2 separate regions of the Mus musculus genome follow, and region 1 is linked to region 2. The links are chromatin contacts, found by POLR2A ChIA-PET in ENCODE. All regions are on one chromosome and are shown on one strand. The core of a region is the stretch at or near the end of the contact, and the rest is flanking DNA. Distances in the headings are between cores, read along the strand shown.

Region 1 (5,567 bases), core at 2,071-4,570, 43 kb after region 2:
TAAGGTGGAAGACTGAAGAAATGGCTCAGGGCTTAAGACCACTTACTCCTTTTGCAGAGGACCCAGGTTGGGTTCCCAGACTCGACAACACACAGCTCACAACAATCTGTAACTCGAATTCCAGGGTATCTGATGCCCTCTTTTGGCCTCCAAGAGCACCAGCACACATATGCTTGGGCTCTGGCTTAAACAACCCCCTACACACACACACACACACACGCACAGGCACAGGCACAGGCACAGGCACAGGCACAGGCTCACACACATGCACACCCACACTTCTGCGCACACAAACACACACAATTCTTTTAAAGATAGAGAGTCCAGGAAGACATCTGATATTGAGCTTTGTCCTTCATCCTCACATGCATGCCAGGGTGTCCCCCCCCAAAGCAACCCTGTCTCAGACAAGATGGGATGCAAGATCTGATCCCAAGGCTGTCCTCTGCTCTCCATGATATCTCACAGCCATGCTCATCCACATTCATACACATGAATTTGCAAAAATAAGTAAATAAACAAAGTTTTAATTTTAAAAAGGTAAACTTGGCCACAGGTGTGCACCACGATAAAGCAGGCCATTTGGAAACTGTTGCTTTGAACTTATAATGAGCTTATGGAATAAAACACTGCCCTGAACTTAGTGTCAGCATCCTCTGTAACTTCTTTTTGTGTAATATTTTATCTGTGAGGTAATTTTATAAAGAACTTTTGTCTAAGAAGATATAAACAGGCTGAGAGAAAAAAATAATCATGGCTGTTGGGGCTCTGCCCCACACACCATATACAACAACAATAATACAATTTTTTATTTTAAAATAAAACTAAATCTAAAGAGGCTAGCTAGAGAAGTGAACAGCAAAAAAACAAATGACCATAGTGGTGGCACACACCTTTAATCCCTCTACTCAGAAGACAGAGGCAGAGGGATCTCTGTAAGTTCCAGGACAGCCTAGTGTACAGAGTGAGTTCTAGGACAGCCAGGACTACACAGAGAAACCCTATCTAAGACAAACAAACAACATCAATAACAAACCAACCCCCCGCCTCCCAAAAAACCCTTCACTGTAGGCTTAGGTTTATCAAAACCTATTTAATAAGGGTTCTTAAATGCTTCAACCTCCCTTCCAGCCCACTGACCAAAAGTAGGGGAGAAGAAAGATTAATATGAAAACAGGGGATGTGGACCTGTTTAGAAGCAGTTCTTTGGGGTGATTCCAAACACAAATCAGTAGTGGCAATCCAGTCTTATCGGCAAACACCAAACACAAATCAATAGCCATGGCTTGATCCAGAAAAAATTGGAGGTTCTGCTGAATCGGCAGAATCTGTGGAAGCCACAAGAAGCAGCTGGAATGACACAAGAAGTTCCTTGGCACTTTTCTCTCTACAAAGTCATGGCAAGTGACGATCAGCAAAGACCAGCAAAGTGTTGCGAGGTGAATCAACAGGCATCCTCCACTGTCGGGTTCTACTTATACTCCTTCCAAACATCACATGTCCTCTCATGTGTCTGCCTCAGCAAAACATCCTCTCATACAACAGTTTCCAGAAAAAAATCACAAAACACAACTGAGTCTGTAAAGAAACCAAAAATTTCCACTTCACACCATCATCACAACAAAAACAACAATAAAACCACCACCACCACCAAACAAACAACAGATAACCCAATGGTAAAATAAGCAAAGGATTTTTAGAAAATAGTCAATAACCAATAAAAAGTGGTCAGCATTTCTACCCCTGTTAAACCCCATGGAGAGGCTGTCACGATGGTTAGGAGGTGCTGCCAAACAGAAGATCATGGGTGTTGCTGAGGCGAGGAAAACACAGGCATGGCTTGCAAGGCCCTGCACTCCTTCCCAGCACCAAGGGAAGGAAGGAAGGGAGGGAGGGAAGGAGGGAGGGAGGGAGGAAGGAAGGAAGGCTGTGACAATATGAATGATTTTTACCTAAACTGAAAAATTAAAAATAGATAACAGAGTAATTTCATTTTGGGATACTGTCTTAGTATGTTTTATTGCTACAAAGCAACACCATGACCACCACCTCAACCCTCATAAAGGAAAACTTATAGTTTCAGAAGTGTAGTCCATTATCATCACAGTAGGAATCATGCAGGCAGACATGTTGTTAGAGAGCTGAGCATGCTACATCTTGATCCTCAGGCAGCAGAAGGGAACTGTGTGCCACACCGGGCATGGTTTGAGCATTTAAGACCTCCAAGCCTGTCCCCCCTATAGTGACACACTTCCTCCAGTAAGGCCACGCTCCCTAATAGTGCCAATGGTCAAGCATTCAAACACATGAATCTATGGGGCCATTCCTTCTCAAATCACCACAAAAGAGTTGAATGTAGGTTGTTCAGTAGTTGCTGAAGCCAAGCGCTTTCTGGGACTAGAAGAAATAAACATTTGGCTATAACTGGAAAATATGGCTGATCAGTTGCAGACTTCTGAAGAACCCAGGGAAAGTCCAAGAAACCTCTGCAGACCACACTCCCACCTCGCATCCCTGGACACAGCAGCATCACAGACAGGGCACACAATCCTAGCTTTCTCAGTTTGTGTCAAGTGAACTAATCTTACTGGCACAAATCACAAGATGAAGATCTGTGGCAGTGCTTGAGTAGAGGGGACGTGGGTCCCAGAGGGAGAGGGACTCTAGTGGAAAGAGGTCTCAAGAGCGAGGGGTGCATCTCAGCCTAGCCAAGATATCATGAGACTAAGAATCTCACCTCTCAGCCAAGCAGTGGTAGCACTCGCCTTTAATCCCATCACTTAGGAGGCAGAGGCAGGTGGATTTCTGAGTTTGAGGTCAGGCTGGTCTACAAAATGAGTTCCAGGACAGCCAGGGCTACACACAGAAATCCTGTCTGGAAAAAACAAAATAAATAAATATCTAGATAGATAGATATCTAGATAGATATCTAGATAGATATCTAGATAGATATCTAGATAGATATCTAGATAGATAGATAGATAGATAGATAGATAGATAGATAGATAGATAGATAGATAGATAGATAGATAGAATCAATCTCACCTCAGGTGCCCACGCAGCCAGTACAACCCTCGCAAATGATTACTGTGTCTGTGTCTCTAGGACACTTGCCACGTGGCCAAGTAGATGAGCTCCCCACAGCTGTTCTGCCACAGAAGTAAGATATGATTAAGAGAAATTACTTCCAGGACGTTTGCCTGAAGACCACCTCAATGCTCCGGCAAGAGGGAGAGAGAACACTAATATCCCACTAGGTGGCAGCAAAGTGCAGCAAGAGGACGTCATTCTCATTGAAAGTCCCTCCCAGTTTATCTCCTTGCTGGGTGAAATCTGGCCCAGGCTTCTGGTTTGTAATGGAAGAACAGACTCTTCAGGCAGGCGATGGGGCCATCTTCCCCCAGTAGAAATAGCTCAACCCTCTGCCCGATCATCGCCTCCTGCCTGCCTGCTCCCGGCATGGAGAAAGGCCGGCAAGCACTTCCACGGGTCCTCTAGATCTTCTAAAGGTTTGGCTGCCAAGAAGGCTGGCTGGTTGATGTGAAGAGCAGGTGTTGTCTGAACAGCATGGGTGGAGCTCCAAGGGTGGGGAGCTGAGTTCCTAAGGACATAGAACTCAGGCTCCCTGCTTCCATCCACTCTTGTTGTTAATAGCATCCTCTCTTTGGGTACTGAATGAAAGAAATTTGGCTCCAGTTGGGTGTGAACCAAGATGTCAACAGCACCCTCCTTCTTCTACTTTACTTAGGGTGGTTTGACATGTGACTGTTACATATGCTTTGTCCACCAACGGTGTGTGAGAGTGGGAGGCATTTAAGCCTCTGAATCCATAACCAGAGAAACTGGAGTCCTTCCCCTTGCATGACTGATCTCCAGATGAGCAGCACCTGGTGCCCAGCGGGGGCCCTGCTTACTGGGCCCCTCATGTGAGCAGGGCTCCCTGACTCCCTGGAATGTGTTCCTTCTTGTTTGGCTCTCAGCACCTGGCTCCCAGCCAAACCTGGAGCTGCTTGGAATGTGATGCCCCCACTTGCTTTTCTCGAAGGATCTCGGACAAGGCTCTCTCTTCTGCCTGGGGGAAAGGCCAGGCCTGGGTGAAGCCTCGTCCCACTGGTGTAAGGGCCTCAGACTCTCCTGTGACTGAACACAGAAGCACTTGGGTGGGGGAAGAGGGGAACACTACAGAGCTGGGTCCCCAGCAGAGCAGAGGCTGTGTCATATTGATATCTTATCCCCTTGGCAGCCTTCTAAATTGGGCTGGAGTGGGCCAAGAGTTACTCACAAGCTGTTCATTAACTTGCTAAAAGCAGAAAGGTTGGCTTGGGCACCGCTTTGGGAAAATGTGACACCCACTGCTCCTGGATTCAGTGGAGCGTGAAGGCGTATTAATTGGTGTAGGATTTCTGATGGAACTTTTTCTTTCCTGCTAGTTCCAATAGCAGACTAATCGGAATGCCTTGCTCTCTCCAACACGTTAACTACATGTGAGCGGTTTATTTAGCTCCTGAGTGTATGCTTCTATAGATACTAGGGTACTGACTATCATGTTTTGAACAGCAGGCCTATACAATGTGCTTTTATGCTCAGCACCTCATTTGACTCTTAAGACAGCCACAGAGCTTTCACACTTGACTGTCAGTACTAAGGCTGATTAAGTCTGAGATATGACATGGGTCCCCTTCAGGGAGTCTAGTGAGGGGCAAGCCAGAGGCATCAGCTAACTTTGGGGCTTATGGGTAAGACTGAGTCAGTGGATAAGTGTGCAGCATGTGTGGGCTTCAAAGCCTGAGTGAGATTTGGATGAGAGGAGAGTCATGTGCTTGTGGGGCAAGGGCAGAAAAGGATGGAGTTGAGAAGGAAGGCAGGGCTCCCGCAAAAGCTCCGAGGATCCAATGCTGCAGTGAAGACCGAGACTTCCTCCAGTCTCTCCAAGCTACGGGAATGACTGCAGTTTCGGAATGATGAATAAGCTGGTGGTTTTACAAGTCTCAGAATAGTCTAGATCAATCGCTTCTTGGCCTTTTATCTATGACCATGTGGAGAGTCTAGATCATGTTCCCCAGTGTCAGTAGCACTTGTGTTTGGGGTTGGATAATTCTTCATTATGGGGGTTGTCCTAGGTAAGATGCTTAGACATATCCCTGGCTTCTGCCCACTTGATGCTGATGTACCTCTTATCCCTGATTGTGACAATCCAAACCCCCCTAACATTTCCAAGTGTCTCTTGTAGAGAGGACAAAACTGTCTCCAACTAAAAATCACTAATCTGGATGCGAGGGAATTAAATTGTCAGGCTTTTAAATTTATTGTTGCCGCTGCTGGTGTGTGTGTGTGTGTGTGTGTGTGTGTGTGTGTGTGTGGTGCTGGAGAGTGAACCCAGGGTCTTGTGCTATACTGCTGAATATACACCCAGCCCCTGAGCTACAACACCCAGCTCAGCAGGTATTTTCTCAGCACTCTGATCAAGTCTATTGACTTTTGGAATAGCTGATAAGCAACATCATCTCTTTGCCACAGGAAATCTGTGGATGCTAAGGAATTTCCGGGCCTAAGAGGTTTCAGAAGTA
Region 2 (5,809 bases), core at 2,936-5,435:
CCTTTTGACAGAACACTGCGTGGCAGCTGGGCATGGCGGAGCATGCCTCTAATCTCAGCACTTGGGCCAAAGAGGTAGGCGAATGTCTGGATTTGTAGCCTGTCTAGTCTACAAAGTGAGTTCCATCCAGGACAGAGCCCTACTCACAAAATAGCTCAGCTGGTAAAGTTGCTTGCTACACAAGCTTGACCCATATTTGGTCCCCAGAAACCATGGAGGACGGAGAAGGCTGGCCCTGGGTATGCGCAAGGGTACACACTTGGAGGGGTCTTGGTGGATAAAGGATTTGCACAATCATGACTATCTGAATTTGAATCTGGCACCTTAAAGGTTTTTTATTATTACTTTTTATTTTTTTAAAGTGCACACAGAGGTCACCAGGAAAGGTGGTCTGGCCTTTAGGAGCACTGTCAGTTCTTTCAGAGGCCCAACACCTGCCTATATATGGCAGCTCACAACTGTCTGACTCCAGTCCTGGGGAAATCTAATGCATGTGGTCAGAATACCCAGGCAGCTGTAGTGAATGTACGGTGGAGGGAGAGAGTGAGGTGCCCAGTGTCTATCTATCTATATAGCACAATAGATAGATAAAAAATACCCAAGTGTGGTGGTGTGTGCCTGTAGCCCCAGTGCTCATGGTGCAGAGGAAGAAAGAGCAAGTTGTATCACAGCCTAGCTACAGAAAGCCAAACACATGTAAAATCAGTGTGGAGGACTAGGCACTGGTCTGTCTCCCTAAGGCAGTGTTCATGAACTAAGTAGCAGAAAGCTACTTAGGCCTGGGCTGAGGATGGTGGCCTCTGTGTAAGCTTGGCCATGAATGTTGGTATGTAGCTGGAAGCCAGGGATGATGGGGTACTGAGAAATGGGGACACTAAAACTATCATTTTTAGTCCTGGAGTTTTGAAAGCTCTAAAATACAAGGTCTATGCTAATTCTGGGGTTTCTCTGAAGAGTTCCTGGTTCCAGCAGCTACCTCCTTCCTTCAAAGCCTATGTATGCAGGCTAGCATGAAGCTCTGCTGTGGAATTCCTCAGTCCCCCGTGCCTAGCTAATTGAGTAATCTGATAGAGATAGACACTATCATTTGTTACAGGTTGAGAATAGGGGTTCCCTACATTCCCAGGGGATCTTGAATGGCCAGATATTCCTCTTACCACACCTGATCACCACCCAGATTTCTTTTTCTTTCTTTTTTTTTTAAATTTATTTATTTATATGAGTACACGTACTTCAGACATACCAGAAGAGGACATTGGTATCGGATCCCATTACAGATGGTTGCTGGGATCCCATGTGGTTGCTGGGAATTGAACTCAGGCCCTCTGGAAGAGCAATCAGTGCTCTTAACTGCTGAGCTATCTCTCCAGCCCCCAGATTTCTTTTTCTTTCTTTTTTTTTTTAAAGATTGATTTATTATTATATCTAAGTACACTGTAGCTGTCTGCAGATGCACCAGAAGAGGGTGTCAGATTTCTTTATGGATAGTTGTGAGCCACCATGTGGTTGCCGGGACCTGAACTCAGGACCTTCTGAAGAGCAGTCAGTGCTCCCAACCACTGAGCTATCTCTCCAGCCCTACCACCCAGATTTCTAAAACCATAGAAATTCTGAGGTTTCTTTTAACATTAGCTGCTAGGACTCCCATAGGAGAACAGTATAGTGTTATGGTGAACATTGTTGGCTTCCAGGGCCTGGTAACTCTGCTGCTGTTCTTTGCAGAAGAAGTCAGGAGCTAGGCACATGGTACTTGGATTGTAAAAGTTGCTGGCAGCTACAGGAGTGGGTTCTGCTGAGATTGGGCCAAAGCTGCCTCACTGCCAGATGGAAGGGTTCATTTGTGGGAAGAATTCTACCAGCCATGCTCCTATAGGACTGCCCATACTGAGAGCAGGATAATCATCTTAGAAAAGACAGGACAGGTCTGAGGGGCAGGCCAGACCTTGAAACAGTTGTCAGTGGGCAAAGCCTGTGGTCCAGAGTTGAATTAGAGGGTATTACTTTTGGCTTAGGCTTACTGAAAGGGTCTTATGACATGTTTAACGGTCAGTCTTTCCAACCTGTTTCCATCTCAGGAGTGCTCACCAAGTGGCCAGGTACCGCCCTCGGGCTCCTATCATTGCCGTGACTCGAAATCCCCAGACTGCTCGCCAGGCCCATCTGTACCGTGGCATCTTCCCTGTGCTGTGTAAGGATGCCGTGCTGAATGCCTGGGCTGAGGATGTCGACCTTCGTGTAAACTTGGCCATGGATGTTGGTATGTAGCTGGAAACAAGGGAATGATGAAGTGCTAATAAATGGGGACCCTAAAACTACCACTTCCTGAAGTCATGGGCTGGGCCTATCTGTTTTATCACCCAGTTGTAAGATTAGCTGGAGCTACTGTCCTGAGCAGGGTGGGGTTAGAGGGTGGGGAACACAAGCTTTTGTGGCCTTATTCCTATATAGAGACAAGGAGGCAGCTGACCCTGACTCTCTAGAGTATAAACTGAATGGTGTCCAAAGGTCTCTGCATTCTGAGTTCAGCCTCAGCCCTTGTTTAGGCTAGGAGGCTTGCACCATCTTGTGGTGAGAAGAAGTAACTGTCAACCTGCTCCCCTACCCAGACGAGGATTATTAGGGCAGTTATCTGCACCTGCCTTGTTGGATTTGTGTCTGGGTTGGGAAAAGTGCCACTTTGTGTGATCAATTAGGACTGTGGGGCTTTGCAGTTTTCCTCAAGTGTATACCTCTACTCACCAACCTCCTTTTCCCCCCAGGCAAGGCCCGAGGCTTCTTCAAGAAGGGAGATGTGGTCATTGTGCTGACCGGGTGGCGCCCTGGCTCTGGATTCACCAACACCATGCGTGTAGTGCCTGTACCTTGATGGCCCTCTGGAGCCCCTCTTCTAGCCCCTGTCCCTTCCCCTCCCCTATCCTTTCCATTAGGCCAGCAACGCTTGTAGTGCTCACTCTGGGCCATAGTGTGGCGCTGGTGGGCTGGGACACCAGGGAAAATTAATGCCTCTAAAACATGCAATAGAGACCAGCTATTATTCAGGGCCCTACCTGAGCCAGGGGTGGAGGAGGAATGCAGGACTGGAAACCCTGACTTTATCACAGAAGGGCGGCAGCATCTCTGGGCTTTGCTTCTGTAGAAAGTTGTCAGAATTCCCAGCCCTAGCCTGGAGTCAGGAGACAGCAAAAGAGTAGGGGCTGAGGGTGTGGGGCCCAGGGTCCCAGTGTAGATGACGACTTCTGGCCCTGGCCCTGACCTGCTTTCCCAACAGCTTTGGCCTCCCCACTTCTTGTGCACTCCACTTCTGTCACTGCAGACACTCCACTCTCCACCTTGTATTCTGCAGAGTCTCCAGGCCTGTTGCTATAGTGCCCACCTGAATGTCAATAAACAGCAGCTGAAGCACCTGTGTTGTGTTTTGTTTTGTTTTTTTCCGGGGGTTGGTAGTGGTGGTCGAGCCCTGCCCTTTGAGCAATTGAGAATGACAACAGCCAGGAGGCCTGGCCTTGGGTGCTATGGATCCACCAGATAACCTTCAAGCACGGGACCACTGGAGACGCCGGAGACTGAATACTTTGGGAGTATATAAGTTGCCTCCTGCACCAAAGTGCGGCTGTGTATCGGGAAGCTGATCCGTTCTATTTCAGGGCAAATACTAGAAAAGTCTGGGACAGGTTCAGCTAGCACCTAGAATGGTCGAATAGTGGGCTGATCCCTGTGGTAGAGGCCTGTTGAGGGCGCTGTAGGATGAGTCCCTGATTGGATACTTCACAAAACCCTCAGCCTCCATAACAGTTAAGCACAAAGGGTCTCTTGTTTTCCTGTTGCCCTCAGGAATAAGGTACATAGAAACAAGGTGGGACCCTTGTCCCTGGCAACTCCCAACAGCCACCTAGTCAGAGGCTAAGGCCTCTGAAATTGAGATGTTGCAGCACCAAGAGCTCAGGTTAGGTAAGGAGGTTGGAAGGCGGAGTAGAATGAAGAGCCCTGAGGGAACATTTTGATATGAAGTCCCATAATTGAGGACCCAGGCCCTGGTTTCCTCGACCTCACAATTTTGAAGACCTACCTGCAGCTGGGACCCATCAGGGCGGTCTGGGAGCGGGGAAGGCTCCACCAATTGAGCCAGGCTCATTCTGCGCGAGCGGCCAATAGGCGTGTGGGGGCGGGCCTTTCCCGGGGTGGGCGGTCCCCGGAGGGCACTGGGTCTGGCGCACGGCCTCGGGCTCCCGGAGAAGGCGCTGCGATGACCGCCCTGAGCCGTAGCGAGCCTGTCGAGGCGGGCAGGTAAGGGAGGCGTCCCGGGGCTCCAGGTCCAGGAGGCTGCGACGAAGGGCAGGGCGACTCTGGGAATGCCGCGCCTAGGCGCCTTCTGCCTCCCGGCTGGGCACTTCCAACCGCAGAAATTTAGGCTTGGACCCTGCGCCTCCGCCCGGCTGTGAGGTGTGCGAGTCTGGTGCGATGTATCCGATGTGTCTTGGTGGCTTCAGGCGAGCGGAAGGCACGCTCCCTTCTGGAAATCACCTCGTGTCGGCCACCCTCGCGGTCCATTCATTTGTGTTTCATTCATTTCTCGCCATAACGACCCCCCAGTCCCGGTTGTCTCCACACACAGCCTGGCGCTTCCCTGTGGGCCTCTGCAAAATCAGCTCCTCTCCTCTCCTCTCCACTCCCAGCGGGATCTACTCTTAGGAGCACACTCGGCTGCTTCTGAGGCAACGTGGAGCTGTCCCAGCACGACTCGGCCGCACCCCGTGCGCCAGGCCCGGGCGGGCTGGGGCTGGTCTCCAAGCCCAGAGAGCTGGTTCAAAGTCGGCTTGGGAGGAAAGGAAAGTTCTTGCAGGTAGTGGAGAATAAGTGGGGGGAGAGAAGACAGGAGGCGGCATGGCAGATGACATCAAGAATGGTAACTGTGAGCTGGGAGGGTAGGTAGTGTTTACCTAGCATATATAAGGCCTTGGATTTGGTCCTTAGCACTGCATAAAACACATTGGTGATGCACATCTACAATTCCAGCACCGTATGCAAGATGGTTCATGCTTGCTAGCTCCTGGGAAGCTTACATGAGCTGAGATTCAGGGTCATCTTGGACTACATAATGATTTCAGGTCCAGCCCTGGGGAGTTAGGGAATTTAACTTTTGAAGTGGTGCAGATGAGATTATTTAGGGGGAAGATGCGGCCCGTTGATGAAACTGTAAATTCTTGCTCCCACCCAGCCCCAAACCTGCAGGATTGGACATCCCTGGCCAGCCAGGATGGATTGAGGTGGGGCAAATGTGATCTTGTTCCCACATCAACCTTGGTACATAGGGTGATGAGTTAGCACTCAGTCCTCTACGGGCTTGAGGGGGTGGGCTAGCTGTGATCAGCCTTTGTCTCTGGGTTTGCCTCCTTCAACGTACGTATCTGGTTGTGCAAAGGTGTCCTTCCACTCCTAAAGCTGGAAGACAAGAGTCTTGCCAGAAGAGATGGGTAGAGGGTATCGCTCGCCCTGTGGACTGCTCTTCAGTCTCCTCATAAGGCCAGTTAGACTGCAGCATAGAAAGGCATTCTTAGAGTAAAGGTTAGAGTTTGGCAGTCATTAAGGGTGTTCTTAGTGGGGACCTTGGGGCAAGTGAGCAGACCCAGTGGGCAAAGCTGACTGGTTTCACCCCAGCAATTCAGGAGGTGTCTGCTGGGGCCAAGTAGAAAAGGTTTTCTCAGCTTCCCAGAGGGCAAGAAGTTTCTAAATAGTCTGGAAAGGTCAGACTGAGCCTCATCCAGGCCTTACTGTTGGTGCTTGTTTTAAAATTTCAAAACTCGGGTTGGTC

Evidence for each region. ChIA-PET counts read pairs that join two places held with the same protein, here RNA polymerase II (POLR2A).
Region 1: POLR2A ChIA-PET joins it to region 2 with 10 read pairs in embryonic stem cell. The contact joins the enhancer-like site here to the promoter of Gramd2 in region 2. POLR2A ChIA-PET finds 5 or more read pairs at or near these places in 2 of 5 experiments (Patski and embryonic stem cell).

What each region holds. Positions count from the first base shown.
Region 1 is chr9:59,720,016-59,725,582 of GRCm38, forward strand. No RefSeq gene overlaps it. Among named protein-coding and RNA genes, the nearest start is that of Senp8, 28 kb to the right of the region's middle. Within about 2 kb of position 3,321, at least 1 of the 3 ENCODE cell types and tissues checked has a DNase peak (open chromatin) inside an H3K27ac peak, as active enhancers do.
Region 2 is chr9:59,675,969-59,681,777 of GRCm38, forward strand. It overlaps Gramd2 (GRAM domain containing 2), which reads left to right and starts at 4,186. Exons shown (of 12, transcript NM_001379375.1): 1 at 4,186-4,284. The coding sequence starts at 4,244. Pkm (pyruvate kinase, muscle) reads left to right here. Exons shown (of 11, transcript NM_011099.4): 10 at 2,076-2,257; 11 at 2,760-3,404. The coding sequence ends at 2,866.